2 separate regions of the Mus musculus genome follow, and region 1 is linked to region 2. The links are chromatin loops, found by intact Hi-C in ENCODE. Cell type or tissue: gastrocnemius. All regions are shown on one strand. Links, peaks and the distances in the headings refer to the core of each region. The heading gives the core; the rest is flanking DNA.

The links. Peaks named below come from ENCODE experiments on the same cell type or tissue, not always from the same donor. Only the 100,000 strongest peaks of a DNase experiment are listed, where the experiment ranks them.
Region 1: a loop joins it to region 2, with 3 times the contacts of the local background. A loop is called at or near these places in 2 of 42 quality-filtered maps.

Annotation. Positions count from the first base shown.
Region 1 is chr17:31,290,935-31,299,265 of GRCm38, forward strand. Slc37a1 (solute carrier family 37 (glycerol-3-phosphate transporter), member 1) reads left to right here and starts at 5,290. Exons shown (of 20, transcript NM_001242427.1): 1 at 5,290-5,981. It overlaps Gm30139 (a long non-coding RNA gene), which reads right to left and starts at 3,927. Exons shown (of 3, transcript XR_001782201.2): 1 at 1-3,927. In gastrocnemius, for the core only: CTCF peaks have their summits at 3,625 (motif pointing left), 4,389 (motif pointing right), 5,680 and 6,742; DNase peaks (open chromatin) are centred at 4,445, 4,543, 5,106, 5,349 and 1 more place; H3K4me3 peaks cover 2,742 bases; H3K27ac peaks cover 2,247 bases.
Region 2 is chr17:31,134,328-31,142,658 of GRCm38, forward strand. Tff2 (trefoil factor 2 (spasmolytic protein 1)) reads right to left here. Exons shown (of 4, transcript NM_009363.3): 3 at 7,875-8,021; 4 at 6,735-6,895. The coding sequence ends at 6,882. Among named protein-coding and RNA genes, the nearest start is that of Tff2, 5.8 kb to the right of the region's middle. In gastrocnemius, for the core only: a CTCF peak has its summit at 4,254 (motif pointing right); a DNase peak (open chromatin) is centred at 4,256.

The DNA.
Region 1 (8,331 bases), core at 3-8,002, 160 kb after region 2:
GGCGGAAGTTGAAGCAATAAGCAAAATGGGAAGGAGTGTGTGCCCAGATGAGCCCAGGGCCCAGCACCTCCCATGACCACAGTAAGAAGGCACAGAGGGTGCAGGCTCCTGAGGCCAATAACTGACACTCACTGTTGAGCAGCGTAGCTTCAGGAGGCGCAACCCAGGGCTTCCTCAGGAAGCAAACTTTCCCCAGGCTAGGAGACCGGAGATGCTAGTGACACCACTTGGGTTTTAGGAAGAAGCTATGAGTTGTTGTTTCCCACAGAGGCATTAGCACACTGTGTTCAGTAAGCAGACTCTCTCTTCGTAAATCATCACATACATAGGCCCACAGGGAACTTTAAAAGCACACCCTCTTCATTTGAGCTGCATGGTTTTCCAAACCACAGCTGAAGGTTCTTGATCCTTTTGGGGAGACCTTGTAGAAATTGTCCAATTCGCTTGTCACATTTGTCTCCACCAGCTGTTTTGGCAGGAATGACACCACAGGGGTCAGACTTTTTTTTTTTTTTTTCCTGTTTCCATGCATCTGGCCTTGTGCTAACTATAAGCTTAAGACACAGGGAAACCATGGGAGACAGATGCAGCAGACACAGGGAAACCATGGGAGACAGATGCAGCAGACACAGGGAAACCATGGGAGACAGATGCAGCAGACACAGGGAAACCATGGGAGACAGATGCAGCAGACACAGGGAAACCATGGGAGACAGATGCAGCAGACACAGGGAAACCATGGGAGACAGATGCAGCAGACACAGGGAAACCATGGGAGACAGATGCAGCAGACACAGGGAAACCATGGGAGACAGATGCAGCAGACACAGGGAAACCATGGGAGACAGATGCAGCAGACACAGGGAAACCATGGGAGACAGATGCAGCAGACACAGGGAAACCATGGGAGACAGATGCAGCAGACACAGGGAAACCATGGGAGACAGATGCACTGGAGGAGAGTTCAGTTGCAGAGACCTGCAAAGATCTGCACCCTCCCCCACATTTGATTCCAGGCTTTATATGAGCCCTACTCCAGTAAGGATCCAGTTTAGATCCTGTGTGGTCACTTCCCATATCCTACAGATAGGGAGAAAAAATAAAATAAAGTTATTCTACTGGAAGACATTGCCAAGGGGTCTTAGAAACAAGAACATTGGCCCAGTCTGTCTTCTACAGGTCATTTAGTGAAGCCACTTGTGAATGCGTGGCTCAAGCCAGGCTTGGTGGTGCTGCCTTTAATCCCAGAATCTCTGTGAGTTTGTGGCCAGCCTGGTCTACAAAGTGAGTTCCAAGGCAGTCGGGGCTATACAGAAAAACCCTATCTCAGGAAAATAGATAGATAGATCAAAGCTCCTCTCTCTAAATACATCCCTAATTCAAGTAGTAGTGCCTACAGTGCCATTGGTAAAAAAGTCACTACCTAGGGCTAACACAAACTCCTTCCTTCCTTCCTTCCTTCCTTCCTTCCTTCTTTCCTTTCTCTCTCTCTCTCCCTTCCTTTCTCTCTCTCTCCCTTCCTTTCTCTCTCTCTCTCCCTTCCTTTCTCTCTCTCTCTCCCTTCCTTTCTCTCTCTCTCTCTCTCTCTCTTTCTTTCTCTTTTTCTGTCTTTTCATTAATTTTTTAAAATTTGATTTAAAAATAACTCCTAGGTCTGGGGTGTACAGTGGTAGAACATGCACCTACCATGTGAAAGCGTCTGGCTATTCCTAGGGGGGAGAGAGCAGGGGGGAGCTAGTCATAGACCTCGGGACTCAGGAGGCTGAGGCAAGAGGACCGTGGTCCACAGATCATGGTGGGAACACCCAATGCTTTCTCATAGCCTCTGAAGTATAAAACCTGCCAGCCTTGTGGCCAGCACCACAAATCTCCACTTCAAAATGTATTAAAAGTTTTACCCACACGCATCTTGCCTCAACACATTTGAGTGTTTCTTATAACCATATAAAGATCCATCTGAAATATATATTATGAAACATTAACTTGCTTATATGCTAGCGGAAAATAAATTAATGCGCAATATACATTAGTGTTCTACTGTATTAAATAATTTTATGTACTGTCCAAGAAGTAGCTTAATGAGAATATTAGCTTTGGGTGTTGATGGTGGAGACATACTCCTTCTTCTTGATGCCTTGAGATGACAGCTCTTCATTTTTGGTTTATAAGACCAAAGTGCTATACTATCAGGGCATAGATTGCATTTTAGTATTTTATCTTCAATTATTCCTGAGAGTGGGTATTAGAATTAGAATAATAGAGAAGTAACTAATAGAAGCCAGTAGTCCAATGATAATAAAGGGGTGTTCTATGGGTTGACCTCCGATTCAGGTTAGGATAAGTAGATTTGCTACTAAAACTCAATATAAGGTTTGAGTGATTGGCAGAAGATTATGATGCATGGTTTAGAAGTATGTGGGAAGGGTAGGAAAGCTAGGACTAGGATTGATAAAATTAGGGCTAGTACTCCTCCTACTTTGTTGGGGATGGAGCACAGGATGGCATAAGCAAATAAGGGATATCATTCTGGCTTGATGTGGGGTGGGGTGTGGAGTGGGTTAGCTGGTGTATAATTGTCAGGATCTCCAGGGTCTTCTCTGGGAAGAACAGGACTAAGATTATTTTTAAAAATAGGATTATAGCCAGGCGTGGTGGCGCACGCCTTTAATTCCAGCACTCGGGAGGCAGAGGCAGGCAGATTTCTGAGTTCAAGGCCAGCCTGGTCTACAAAGTGAGCTCCAGGACAGCCAGGGCTATACAGAGAAACCCTGTCTCGAAAAAACAAAACAACCCCCCCCCAAATAAAACCCCAAAAATAGGATTATAACAAATATGCCTAAAATGTCTTTAATTGTCTAGTATGGGTGGAATGGAATTTGTCTGCGGCTGAGTTTAGGCCTGTTGGGTTATTTGAACCTGTCTCATAGAGGAACAAGAGGTGAACGACTCCTAGGGCTGTAATAATGAATGGTAAAATCAAGTGTAATACGAAGAAGCCTGTTAAGATAGCTTTGTCTACTTTGTCTACTGAAAGTCCTCCTCAGATTCATTCAACTAGGGTATTTCCGATGTGTGGGATGGCTGAAAGTCAAGTGTGTAATTACTGCTGTTCCTCAGAGGGATATCTGTCCTCGTGGAAGTACATAGCCTGCAAATGCAGTGGCTATGACCAAAAATAACAGGATCGCTCCGATGTGTCATGTTTCTAGGAAAGTGTAGGTATATCCACAGCATATACCTCGTCCTATGTGAAGGAATAAGCAAATGTAATCTTACTTAACTAAGATTCTAAGATTGGCATTTTCAGCAAATGCTCTCTCTACACAGGCCATCAGACTCCTTCTGGCTGACTCCAGTATCTGTGCGAAAATTGTCATTTTGGTTTTTCTTTATTTGTGGAAGAAAAAAAAATCCCATAACTGTTTCACTGTCTTAAGCGAGGTTTTTCTAGCTGGGCAGTGGTGGCGCAGGCCTTTAATCCCAGCACTTGGGAGGCAGAGGCAGGCGGATTTCTGAGCTCGAGGCCAGCCTGGTCTACAGAGTGAGTCCCAGGGCTACACAGAGAAGCCCTGTTTTGAAAAATGAAAAACGAGAGAAAGAGAGAGAGATCCTGCGCCCCCTAGAGTCTGGGAGGTAAACTGGCCTCACTAGGTTATTTTTAAACAGAATCTAGAGACGATATCTCAAATTCTTTCTATTTCAACAATTCTCAAAGTCTGAGCTCACTCAAAAACCACAGACTCAGAAAAGAAATCCTAACTAACTAATGTGGAAAGTCTCGTTCTTGGGAACTGAAAAACCCGGAAGTTTTTCTGAGGCTCTTCGGCTGAGCAATTGGCCTCAGGGTCCTGTCTCAGCTTCCTCGGGAGGCTGTGTTCTCTGTTGTAAGGAAAGGCCTTCTAAAAGTGGTCAATCAAGTTGGGGAGCTCAAATTTTACTTTGGCTGGGGTAGTTTGGGGCAGCTACAGAAAACAAAACAAAACCACGGAACACAGGCATAAGGGCAAGGGACTCTTGAGCAAGCTTGGTGATGGCAGGCCTGAGAACTAGTGACATGGGGAGGAGGCGCCTAGAGTAGATGTAAGCGTCCACTTGAGTTGCTGCCTACAAGGAATGGAGAGTTAGGGAGGAAAAAAAGGGGGGTGGGGTGGGAAACATCTAGCCAAAGGAACAGGGTAGAGTGGCCAGAGTTCCCCGGCCACTTCTATATGAGATGTGGGTGCAGGTGGCTCAAACAGGAAGTCAACTTTGCTTGTAGGGTACAGAACACTTCTCAAAAGCCTGTAGATAGAAGTATGGCTGGGCCTTCCCCAATTCAGCAGACTGCGTTCGCGCTTGTGGCGCGGGTGGGCTGTGGGGAGGAGAGTGAAGCTGTGGGCCGCCTGTACACCAACCAGTCTGAAGAGGGCGCTAGTTACCCCCGCCAAACACTCCTCACCCTCGCCCTGGCTCTCTCTGTTCATGCATCGGGTTGGTTTTGGTTTAGGCACGGTTTTACCCAGTGGGTGTTCCTAGGAAGTTGTTTTCCTGCCTGGTTTTGCTGTTCCAGGCAGGTGCTGATCTGCGGCAGGGGGCTGAGCGGCAGGACTGGCTTTGGATGCCAGGCCAGGCCGACACGTGGAGGCGTGAGGCAGATGCCCTTTAGAAAAGTAATCAGGCCCTTCCCGGACTTTCCAGGATCAATTCTTGGCAGGAGGTGTGGGGTTTGAAAGATAATTATCCGGAATTGACCAGGAAGCTGTGTGCCAGGGCACTTCTCATGACCGGGGTGGCTGGCCTTCAGGACTTAACCATGCAAGCCATTTATCACACTGACACAGGTGCGGTACCAGGCGTGTGCCAGCTCCATTTGTAGCATACCGGATGCTCTTGACTCTTGACACTTGATGTGGTAGGCCGAGAGAGGCCATCCTCAGTCCAGGACTCCGAGGGAGCAAATCTTTACCTCGGAACTTGTCTATGTCGCTGGCATTAGTAAGGTCCGCCTCGGGGACAAAAGCCTGGTGGTGGTGAGGTCCCCTAGGAGCTAGCGTTTGGCTGCTGGGCACCATGCCAGTAAGAGCCCGGCGTCCTGCGGGGCCTAGGAGAGCATGACAGGCAGGTGTGGGGACCCAGGAACAGCTAGAGGATGCTCCAGCTGAGCATCTCCGGGCTGTGTGCGATCTGAGCATCCCTTGGGCGCGCGCGGGGCCGGGGTCAGGGGGCGCGCGGGAGAGGGAGGAGCCGCACAGGGTCGGCGTTCACAGGGCCGGGAAAGTGAAAGGGCGGCCGCTCCAGGAAGTCGACGGCAGGAAGCACGCGACGCGGGCTGCGGAGCGCAGGTAGGCGCGGGGACAACGGAGGACCCTCCCCAGCGGCGCTCACCTGCCAGCCGCCACGCACCTGCCGTGGGCCCCGCTTCGGCCTCTCCGCCGTTTGTCTCCCTCTGCTGTGTGGCTGGAGAGCCGGGGACAAACCAAGCGCTTTTCCTAGAGTGGGACGTCTTTGAAGTAAGGGCTCCTAGAGTGGCCTTGAGAGACAGTGCGGGGGCGATCCGGTGCTGGTGACGTTGAATTCCCGGGGAAAGTGGAAGCAAAAGGTTCCCTGAGACCCGGGGGCTGGGGTCGCCTAGCTGTGATGCTGGGTCCCCTCCCGGCCCCAGGCCGCGAGTGACAGCTGTGAGAAGACGCCTGCCGGAGACCCAGCGCTTTGTCTGCTGCCGCTCGTAGGGGACGTGGGCGTGCCTGTAGCCTTCACCACCCGGCCAAGCGGCTGTAGGACCTGGGAGGAGGAGCCGGCTCGCAAAGCCCTTGGGAAAGCTCTCAGCCAGCACCCTGGGCTCCGGTTGTTTGTTTGCTAAAAGAACTGCTTCCCGGAGCCCGGGCTCTGTGGCCAACGCAGTGACAGCCACCGTCTGGGCGGTAATAAAGGGTTTAAACCACCGGAAAAGTCCCCCAGCTCCGCGCACTTAGGGTCCACCCAAGGATCTTGGTGGCCCGCAGGTAAAGATTTGCATTTGAACGGAAGACCCTCCCCTTGCTCTTGGTTTAAATTCTTAAGGTGCTTTTTCCTGGTCTTTAGAGCTCTCTGCACCTGCCTGCCTCCCTACCTGCCTTCTCGCCCTGGAACTTAAATTGCGTGAAGTTGGGCGAGTTGGTAAATATATTATTCGGCTTTACACAGAATTCCCTCTTTTGGGGGTCCTGTTTGCACCCTGAGTTCCTGGGAGTATTGTTACAGGTCTGGTTCGGTGGAGAACACCCGGGGTGCGTTGTTTGCTGTGAGTGGGCTAAGAGCTATGGTGGATAGAATTCTGACTCCTTGTATTTAAGCTCAGGACAAGTGAAAATAACAGTTTCTGTTTATCTCCCACGGCCAATGGAGCCTTTAAACGCTTAGAAAGGGCTCGATTAGAGGAGTTAGTGTTTGTCTTGGTTTAAAACAAAACTCTTGAAGCTTTTGGAGGGAGTTTGGTTCCCAGGTTTGCCCTTTTATAAAGTGCCATCATTTTGACAGGTTGCCTTAGGCTGCCTTGATGTTGCCTGTGTGCTAAAGACTGGAAAACCCCCCTTGGGGCATTGCTCTTGCTTTTGCTAACTCCCACCCACTCCTGAGTCTCCTTGAAGGGTTGATGGGTTCTGGGTAGCTCAGAGCCCGGTAGCTGGGAGGATCGTGGGTGTGTCTGTCCGTCCCTCAACTCTTGCTTGGCTGGGCTCTCTGTGTGCTCCTGAGCCTGGTCGGGTGCTGCCTCACCATGGAAAAACTCCTAATTGCTCTCCTTTCCCTGTCCAATGATCACACTGCCTTCCTGTCCTTTTCTCTAATGGGCTGAAATTCACTGGGAGTTTCTAAGAGGTGACATTTAAAAACTACTTTAACTACTTTCCTTGGGCTAGATGCCAAGGCCTGTCAGCAGAGCCACGTGCTCCCCTTCCGTTCAGGGATAGGCAGGAGGAAGTGTACTTGTGCCTGAGAAGGCATGCCCCACCCCCACTCCCACCCCCTAGGAAAATGAAACGCCTGGAATTGGCCTAGGTATGAAGCCCACCTAGCTGGGCTAGCCTCATCTCTTCTTAGAACGGCGGTTCTCAACCTTTCTTAATGCTGTGACCCTTAAATACAATTCCTCATGTTATTTCATTGCTCCTTCATAGCTGTAATTTTGCTACTGAAATGCATGGTAGGTAATGTAAATATCTGATCTGCAGGATATCTGATATGCACCCCTGTTGAGGCGGAGACTCACAGGCTGAGAACTGCCATCTTAGAGGGAAAGCTATGTCTTGGACTCCGAGAGGCTGTGTCAGTAGCCTTCATGACCTGAAATTTTGTTTTGTTTTTGCTTTGTTGTTGTTGTTTTTCGAGACAGGGTTTTTCTGTATAGCCCTGGCTGTCCTGGAGCTCACTTTGTAGACCAGGCTGGCCTTGAAGTCAGAAATCCGCCTGCCTCTGCCTCCCGAGTGCGGGGATTAAAGGCGTGGACCACCACACCCAGCTATTACCTGGAATTTTGAGGGAACAAGTTTTAGAGATGCTGTTCAGGCCAGCAAGAAAAGGACTTTGCTAAGCAGAGTTTTCAATACCCCAAATGTAGAGTTGACATCTGTCCATCCTCTAGTGCACTCCTTCCAGAATGGATGCCCAACCCCCATCCAGCTACATCATCATCTCAGTGAAATGGCTAGCATTATTTATAGAAGCCAGGAGGGTTTTTTTTTTTCCCTGATAACTCTTTAAGGCTGTCTGGCACTGTTGCTGGGCGGTTTTGCCTGGCGGTATGATAGATTGATTTCACTGGTCACGGGGGTGAGTTTTCAGTATTTTAGTGGAGGAAAAAAAGTGGATCCTGGCTTTTATTTTTAAGCCTTGTACAATTTAAAACAAATCCTTTAGTCAAAACCATCAAACCTCAAAATTATTTCAAATGTGCACTCGAAGCACACATGTAGGGACCAAGCCCAACAAACTCATTTTGAGCAAACCCTCTTTGAAAGATATCATTTAAATATGGAGGTTTGAGCCAAAGTCCCACAACTTCTGGTTTAGTCTGGAGGCAGCATCTTTGCGCCATATCTCTGGCTGGCCTGGTGCTCACTAGGTAACCCTGGCTGGCCTCCAACTCAAAATGGTCCTTCTATCTCAGCCTCCTGAGTGATGAGACTATAGGCCTAAGCCAGCAGGCTGACTCCCCCTGGCTTCTTTGCTTCTGTTCTGAGCTAGGATATGGGGCGGGGAACCCTGCCCTCCCTGAAGCTCACCTGCAGAACCACTCACACTGATGAACTGTCTGCTATGCCGTGGCCTTCCTGAGACCATGTCTTTATGTAACATTGATGGTGCCATTAAGCCGTC
Region 2 (8,331 bases), core at 72-8,071:
GGGTTGATGAATGGAAATGGCCAAGTTGGGCTTTCTTTTCAATTCTATTGACCACTAGTGTGAACAGCAATTAGACGTGACTACTCACTGAATGCATTTGCCACAATGCATAAAAAAAATATATAGGAGTTTTATAACCTGGAAAATTCCCTGGGCTGGAAGTTTCAGAAGGTAACTAGACTCCATAGACTCAGGCAAGACATATCGGTGGCAGGGTGTGTGGTAGAGCCCCGTGGTGAACTGGAGACCAGTGTGCTGCTGCTAGTTATTACGGTTATGACTATCTTGTATAGCAAACTTCACAGGCTTTTAACACTGGGGCCAGTTGGATTCGCCCCACTGTTGCTGGTCAAAGCCCACACTTCACGCCACCGTGGCTTCCTTCCCTAGGCAGAACTTTTGGCCCGGTTGTCCTTGAGTTTCTCTCTGCCCTGTGCCTCTTCTACTGGGGGAAGGTGGGGCTTCTTCCTGCTCACCTCCCTAGTGCCTCACAAGACAGAGAGTAGCCATTGCAGGGGCACAGCGAGCAGAATAAATAAGCTTCGGTAATAAACACTGATGCCCTGGTCTGAAGCACAGCCATCAGAAGTATGTGCCCCAGCTCTGTGCTGTAAGGGCAGACGTTAGTTATCAGTGATCGCCTGACTCTGAGCAGCCATGGGACTCCTAAGGGATTAGAAAACTGTCTCCAAGGCTGCGCAATTGCTGGCTAATCTGGCTGGACAGAGCTGGGTAAAGCAGCAGCAGGCAGTATCCTGGGGCAGCTCCCTCTGCTGCTATGAGGGCTATTTAGATTGTAATCAATACTCTTGTATGCCCAGGTACAGGGCAAACAACACAGCCATAAAGCAGAAGGGATGATAAGTAACCCATGGGTCATTAGGAGGCTTCTGAGTGATAAGGACTGGGGAGTGTGAGGAGCCGGGGGTGCCCACCCTTTGTGACCTGGCACGCCTTTACAGTAATCAACACGAAAGATCTTCAAGCCATTGTAGAAATCACCCAAAGTCACTGACAGGGACTCACAGCATAGCATGAAGTGGAACCAGAAGGGTATTGGGTGTCTCATCCAAAATCTAATTTATAGCCGGGCACTGGTGGTGCACGCCTTAATCCCAGCACTGGGGAGGCAGAGGCAGGGGGATTTCTGAGTTTGAGACCAGCCTGGTCTACAAAGTGAGTTCCAGAACATCCAGGGCTGTTACACTGAGAAACCCTGTCTCAAAAAACAATATATATATAATATATAACATATATATATATACACACACATATATGTGTGTGTATGCATGTATGTGTATGTTTGTATATGTATGTGTGCATGTATATGTATATGATGTATATGTATACATATATATGGTCCAAAGTCTCTACTGGCAGAGGAAACACCACTGTGATAAGAGAAGCTAAGTGGACAAGGATAGTAAGGTGACAGATTTGCAGAGGTAGTCAGGAAGCCACATATGTGCTGATGTATATCAGACATGGATCCTGAAGTAATACAATTGCTTATGTTCCCAGCATTTAATGGTGTGTTTGTTCAGGGAGAAAACAGTAAATTCTATAAAGTGGAAATGTTACAGTCATTATCAGGCTTCTCTCTCTCTCTCTCTCTCTCTCTCTCTCTCTCTCTCTCTCTCACACACACACACACACACACACACACACACACACACGCACACCAAGAAATGTTGACATTTCAAAAGAGCAATGGGCCAGCAGGATGGCTCAGGGGGTAAAGGAGCTTGCCACTCAAGCGAGGCAATCTGAGTTCGATCCCTGGGATCTATGTAAAGGTGGAAGGAGAGACCAGGCTCCACAGATTTGCCTTCAGACTACCACATGCGTGCCACGGCACATGTGAGCACATACATATATAATAGTAGTCAATAAATATGAAAAATAGATACAAAAACTGGGCGAGACAGATGAGTTCTCGGACGGCACCAGCACACCAGAATTGTTCTGGCAGAGACTGAGGCTGAAGGACAGTGAGCAACCAGAAGTTCTGAAGAGCAGGTCCACCCAGAGTCTCTCAGAACCCTGAAAGAGCTTTATGCACCAAGGAGTCTTCACACTGCAATGGCTGCTCTGGAGGAAATGACAGAAAACCCCACAGGTCTCCCTAAGAGGTGTCACACAGGAGATGTGGGCATTAATGTCACGGCTCTCCTAGAAGAAAGTGTTAACAGGAAGTGTTTGTGCCTTGGGTTAAAGCAGATGGTTTCAGACAGGCTGCACACACACACACACACACACACACACACACACACACACACACACACGAAATCAATCAAAATTAGAAGGATTTGCTCTTTGCCAGACGCTGCCAAAGTGAGCTAAAGGTGCAGTCAGAGGCCAGAAGGAAATAGCTACCCAGCACACCTCCATAGAGGACTTAATGGTTTGTTGTGTGTAAACCTGGCCTGGCCTGGAACTCCCCCTGCAGCCAGGGCTGGCTTCAACCTCACAGACGCCTCCCTACCTCAGGCTCTCAAACCCAGGAGTTACAGGGTGAACCTGTAATAGGCCCCCAGACCTCAGCACAACTGACTCCATTCAGGCTGAAAAATTCAGCCCATAGACAGCACCACCTGACAGAAACAAACAAACAAACAAAAACAAAGACCTGATCCATCAAAGTTCATTGCTTTGGGAAAGTCTGTAAATGTACCAAACTTACCTTTTTGGCTTGTGTGGTTCCACTTCTGACTAACTGTTCTGTTAACCGAAGTATGTCAACCCAGGATGTGGGTTTTTTTTTTGTTTTGTTTTTTTTTGTTTTTTGTTTTTTGTTTTTTGTTTTTTGTTTGTTTGTTTGTTTGTTTGTTTGTTTGTTTTTGTGTGTGTGTGTGCTTAAAAGCTCATGCTGAGAAAGGCTCAGGGCAACACTGGGATCCTGAGCACCCAGTCTAGTTATTGGTTGGCTAATACTTTTTATTGGCTTAAGCCCACATCAGAGCAGTCTTCTCTGCTGAAATCTTCACAACAAACCACCACACTCAGCTCTGATAGAGGAGTTGTATTTGGATGTAAGAACACAGTCAGAAACAAGCAAAGGAAACAACAAAGGAAACACCATTTGATTAAAAGGGTATAAGCTGGGGCTGGCAAGATGGCTCAGTGGGAAAAGGTGCTTGCTGTCAAACCTGAGGACCTGAGTTCAATCCCCGGACTCACGTGTTGGGAGGTGAGAACCAATACCCATAATCTGTCATCTGAACTCCACATACCTGCCATGGCATGTGTATGACCGAATGAAAATAATATTTTAATATTAAAAAAGGATAAATGAACCATCCAGACAGGCTTTGTCAGAGAATACTATTAAAAAAAAAACCATAAGCCCATGAGATGCTCAATAGCATTTGCTAATTGATGAAAGTAAGTTAAGATGAAAAGGATCTGGACGCAGAGAGCATCCGGTCACCTCACCCATTGCTGGTGGCGAGGAGAAATGGGGTGATTACAATTCCCCTGACTCTTACGAAGTTAGAGATCAACCACTTACCAAAGTATGTCTAAAAACTTATGCCCAGGGGCTTCTGGTGACGTCATTTATAAGTAAACTCTAGGAACAACTCAGAGGTCCATCCAAAACCATGGAACGAACATGGCTCAGCAATGGTAAAGAACAGAGCTTCCTTACAGGTGACAGCCTGGCAAGCATACGGGCTCTGCGAGAACGAGCTGTCACGCCGTACTGTACAGGACACACACAGGAAGCTCTAAGAGAGATGGAGCCAGGAGGAAAGTTGATCATTGGGTCCTTGGAGGGGCAGGTGATAGGGCAGGGCTCTAACCGTGAAGGGCATCAAGAGGTTTGGTGGAGTAGGGTCAAACGATACTCTGTGCTTGACTAAAATAATATTTACACAATTGTGTGCATTTGACAAACTTACTGCATTTACTTACGTTTTATTATTTTTGTTATGTTTTGTTTGAGACAGGGTTTCTCTCTGTATCCCTGGCTGTCCTAGAACTTGCTCTACAGACCAGGGTGGCCTCAAACTCAGAGATTCTTTAGCCTCTGTCTCCCAAGTACTTGATTTAAAGTTGTGTGCCACCTCCGCCCTGCTACTTGTTTAAATTTTATGGAGCGTGACTCATACATCAATACACCTAATGTTAAACAAAAGTCCATGGTATAACTGTTGTCTTTGTGAGTTCTACTAATGAGAAGACGCTGGGTTGGCATCTGACAGTGGTTGGCCCTTGGCAGTGGCGACAGAGAAGCTTCTCCTGGAGTCAGCCAGTAGAGGGCACTAGAGAACAAGGACTGCCAGGTGGGAACAACCACACAGGATTCACATGCACATCTAATTAAAGTGCCAGAGATGACAAAATAAATATGAGGGCTACAGGTCATGGACCTTTTGGTAAAACCTGGCAGTTGTGGCTGAGGACCGTGTCCTGTCCTCCAACCCTCCAGGAGACCCAGAAAGGTTGGTGTGGGTGCCTTCCAGCAGGGCTGTGGAGCAAGGCAAGTTTTTTTTCCAATCCATATGATTAACCGGAAGCCAAGGATATCCCGTGGACAGCCTGGGCTCCTTCCCCAGCTGTTTCCACAAGCATGAGGGTCTGGGGAAGTGGGAGAGGCTAGAAAATTGGTGACAGTTCACAATACTGAAGGGCAGGAGGGGGTGTGACCAGGGAGACATGGGGCAAGTCTGAGACTCAAAGAGCCAGGGCGGGTGAATGTGTGGGTGGAGGGGTGTCCCAAACCCCTTGTTCATCTGCTTCTTATCAGATTGTGGGCTGCAAGACCCTCCCACCAGGCCCTGCCTTTTCCACCTCTCGTGTCCTCGGACGGTGGCACTCACGATGGGTGCCTATGATGGCAAATGGCATAGAAGAACAGGTAGAGAAGGTGGAAGCCACCGAGGGAAGAGATGGGAAGGAGACGAGATGAGGAAGTGAGGCTAAAGGGAAAAGAAAGGTGTGTTTCTGATTGAATCAAGAGACTGTTAGTGGCCCTCCGGGGAAGGCAGGGGATGCCACACGGTTGGCTAGGTCAGTGTGGGGCAAGCAAGAGTTAGAGTATCCCGGAGCCTAAGCAGGCTCCAAGCCTGGGACTAACAAGCAGAGCCCAGAGCGATGAAGACAGCTGTGTTGTATTTGGTCTGCTCCACACAGGCCAGGGCCATTCTGGAAATGAATCCACACCTGACCAGATGTCTCTATCGGGTTGGCCTGTGGAGCATTTTCTTGATGTGGAGGCTCAGTATCGGTGCTGCCGCATCCCTAGGAGATGGTCATGGGGCATATAAGAAAGCAGGCTGAGCAACCCAGGAGGAACAATCGCATAAGCAGCACCCTTCGTGGCCTCAGCATTGGCTCCTGTCTCGGGTTTCTGTTCTGAGTTCCTGTCCCGACTTCCCGTCACGGCGGCCTATGATAGGGAAGTGTAAGCCAAGGAAATCGTTCCCTTCTGGGCTGTTTTTGGTCGGTGTTTTCTCATAGGAAAACAAGCCGTAGCACTGTTGTTGGATGACCATGCAGCTGAGTATAACTGGCTCAGAAAATGGAGCAAACTTCACCAAAGAGTTTAAGAAGGAAGCGAGGTAGGAGTGGAGCAAACCCGCGGGCCAAGCCCTAGTCCTGGAACTCGGGGTTCCCCCAACCCCTTACCCTCCCACCTCCCTCCACCCCCTACCCACCCCCATTCCCCATCCCCACCCCCACCCCGGCAGCAGGAGTGGATCACTGGGCAAGGCTAACCAGTCAGCTTAGGCTGGGGAAAGGAAAAGAGATGAGAAATTTATCAGAAGCCAGCCTTACACCATCACCACACCCTCCTGGCCTCTAACTGGAGACATTAATGGTCCTCGGACTGGTGATTCTCAACATTCTTAATGTTGGGATCCTTTAGTATAGTCCCTCATGTTGTGGTGACCCCAACCATAAAATTAGTTCATTGCTACTGTTATGAATCCTAATGTAACTATGTTTGGACTTATAGGTTTGTCAACAGGGCCACCACCCACAGGCCGAGAACCACTGTCTTAGACAATGCAATGAAGAATGGCCCCTGCTGGGGCCTCCTTACCCAGAACTACCTCATTAAAATGAAGCTTCCTTTCAGTAACTTCCATTCGAATGTTACTAAAGATGCTCTCAGGTCAAAAACCACAGTTCAGGGTGACTTCCCAAGGCCCAGATCCCCACTGTTCCTGTTCACATCAAGAAGAGAAGGCAACCAGTGGCCAGGGACCCACATCACAAGTGGGTAGCCTGCAGGGCAGTTGATAAACCAGAAAGACCTGAGGAACTGTGATCAGCAGTCATGCGTTATCCTATAGGGTCTGAGGTCGGAGTCCATTGTGCTCTCTAAAGAGAACTGAGTGTGTGGTCTCATAGAGATGGTAGATTCTGAAGTTCACATAGGCAGAACACTGTTGTTGCTGGAGTGGCCCAGAAGTAACTAGTGGCTTGAGGCTCTCAGAGGGATGGAAGAGTGCTATATGCACTGTTGCTTATATATGCACATGTGCACTCTGATGTGTTCATACACGCGCACATATTCACATACTTACACACACACATGCACATGCATGCATTCGCATACCTGTGTATATACCTGTGTACACTCCATGTATTCACACCTAGGTGCACACACACACACACACAAACACACTCCCGAAAACACGCACACATTCGCGTACGATCGGTGTGTACACACCGCCATTGTACATCTGCCTCAAGGAAACCAAAATAAAAATTGCCAGGTTTTTCAACTTTTCTTTACTTGGAAAATGCTGTGTCTAGCCACTGCTAAGGGTCAAGATGGTTTTAGAAACCCCAGAGATTGATGAAGTCTGGTTGAAACTTTCTTCTGGCTTGCAGCTCCCAGGGAACGGGTGGCTCGGCAGTAGCAACTCTCAGTAGTGACAATCTGGAGATGCAAAAGCAAGGTGGTTGGTCAGGACGCCAAGGAGGCATGAGTGCCTGCGCTCAGAAGTGTGGCTGCCCCATCATAGACAGGTTCTGAACAAGGACAGAGTGGGACAGGAACGATGGGGCCTGTTCTCCCCAAACCGTTAGAGATTCCCCAAGGGAGCCTGCTGACCAGTGTGGGTGGCCATAGAACAAACCCCTGAGAGCAGGCCAAGGCAGGGGAGGGTGTGGCTCAATGAGTAAAGCACCTGTTGTACAAGCCCGAGGGTCCGAGTTCAGATCCCCAGATCCTACATAAAAAGACAGGTGTTGTGGGCATATCTTTAACACTAGTGCTGGGGTTCAGGATTTAGCTCCGTGGTAGAGTGCTTGCCTAGCAAGCACAAGGCCCTGGGTTCAGTCCTCAGCTCCAGAAAACAAGCAAACAAAACAAAAACAAAACAAACAAAACAAAAACCCCACTAGTTTGGGGAACAGGTTGGAGCAGAGCTCACTAGCCAGCCAGCCTAGCCAATCGGTAAACTCTGCATTCAGTGAGAGACCCTGTCTCAAAAACTATGGGGGAGAAGGACTAAGGGAAGCACCCAAACTCTGCAGAGTACCTCCACATGCAGGCACGCACATACACACACAGAGGCACACACTGGTACATACACACAAGTACACACAGTACACACGCACATGTACAAGTACACATACAAATACATACACACTCAGAGGTGTACACACACGGAGGCGCACACACACAGAGATACGATACACAGAGTACGCACACACAGAGGTATACATACAGATACATACACACAGGTACACAGGAACAGTAGTCATGTACACATACAGGTACACATACGGATATAGACACACAGGTACACACTCAGACACAGACACACACACACACAGGAGGGACCCTCAGCAGGTGAGTGTGGGTGGGAATGGCTCTTGCCAGGTTCCAGGCAGGCCCCACCGACAACCATTACCTTCCACAGACTGTGGGAAGAAACACCAGGGCACTTCAAAGATCAGGTTGGAAAAGCAGCAGTTTCGACTGGCACAGTCCTCGGGACTGATGCCCGGGTACCCACAATTCTTGCGAGCTGACACTTCCATGACACACTGCTCCGATTCTGGTTGTGAGGAAGAGCAACATCCAAGGCTTTGTCAGGCTGGACACTCACTGAGGGCTACAAGGTCTGCCTTCTTAGGGACACTGAATTTGCAGGCTCTGAGTGTCCCAAGGAGCTCCTTGGGGGTGGCGTCTCTCAGGAGAGTAATGCCCAAGGACTGGTTGTCCTCCCCACAGGAGGGCACTAATGTTGGGAGGTGATCACAGAACTTTTGCAGAACTGGGGCCTCGGGAAAACCACGTTACCTTCTCTGGACTCAGCATTGAGCTCTGTGAAATAAGAGCAGCCCACTGTACCACGCCCAGAAGCT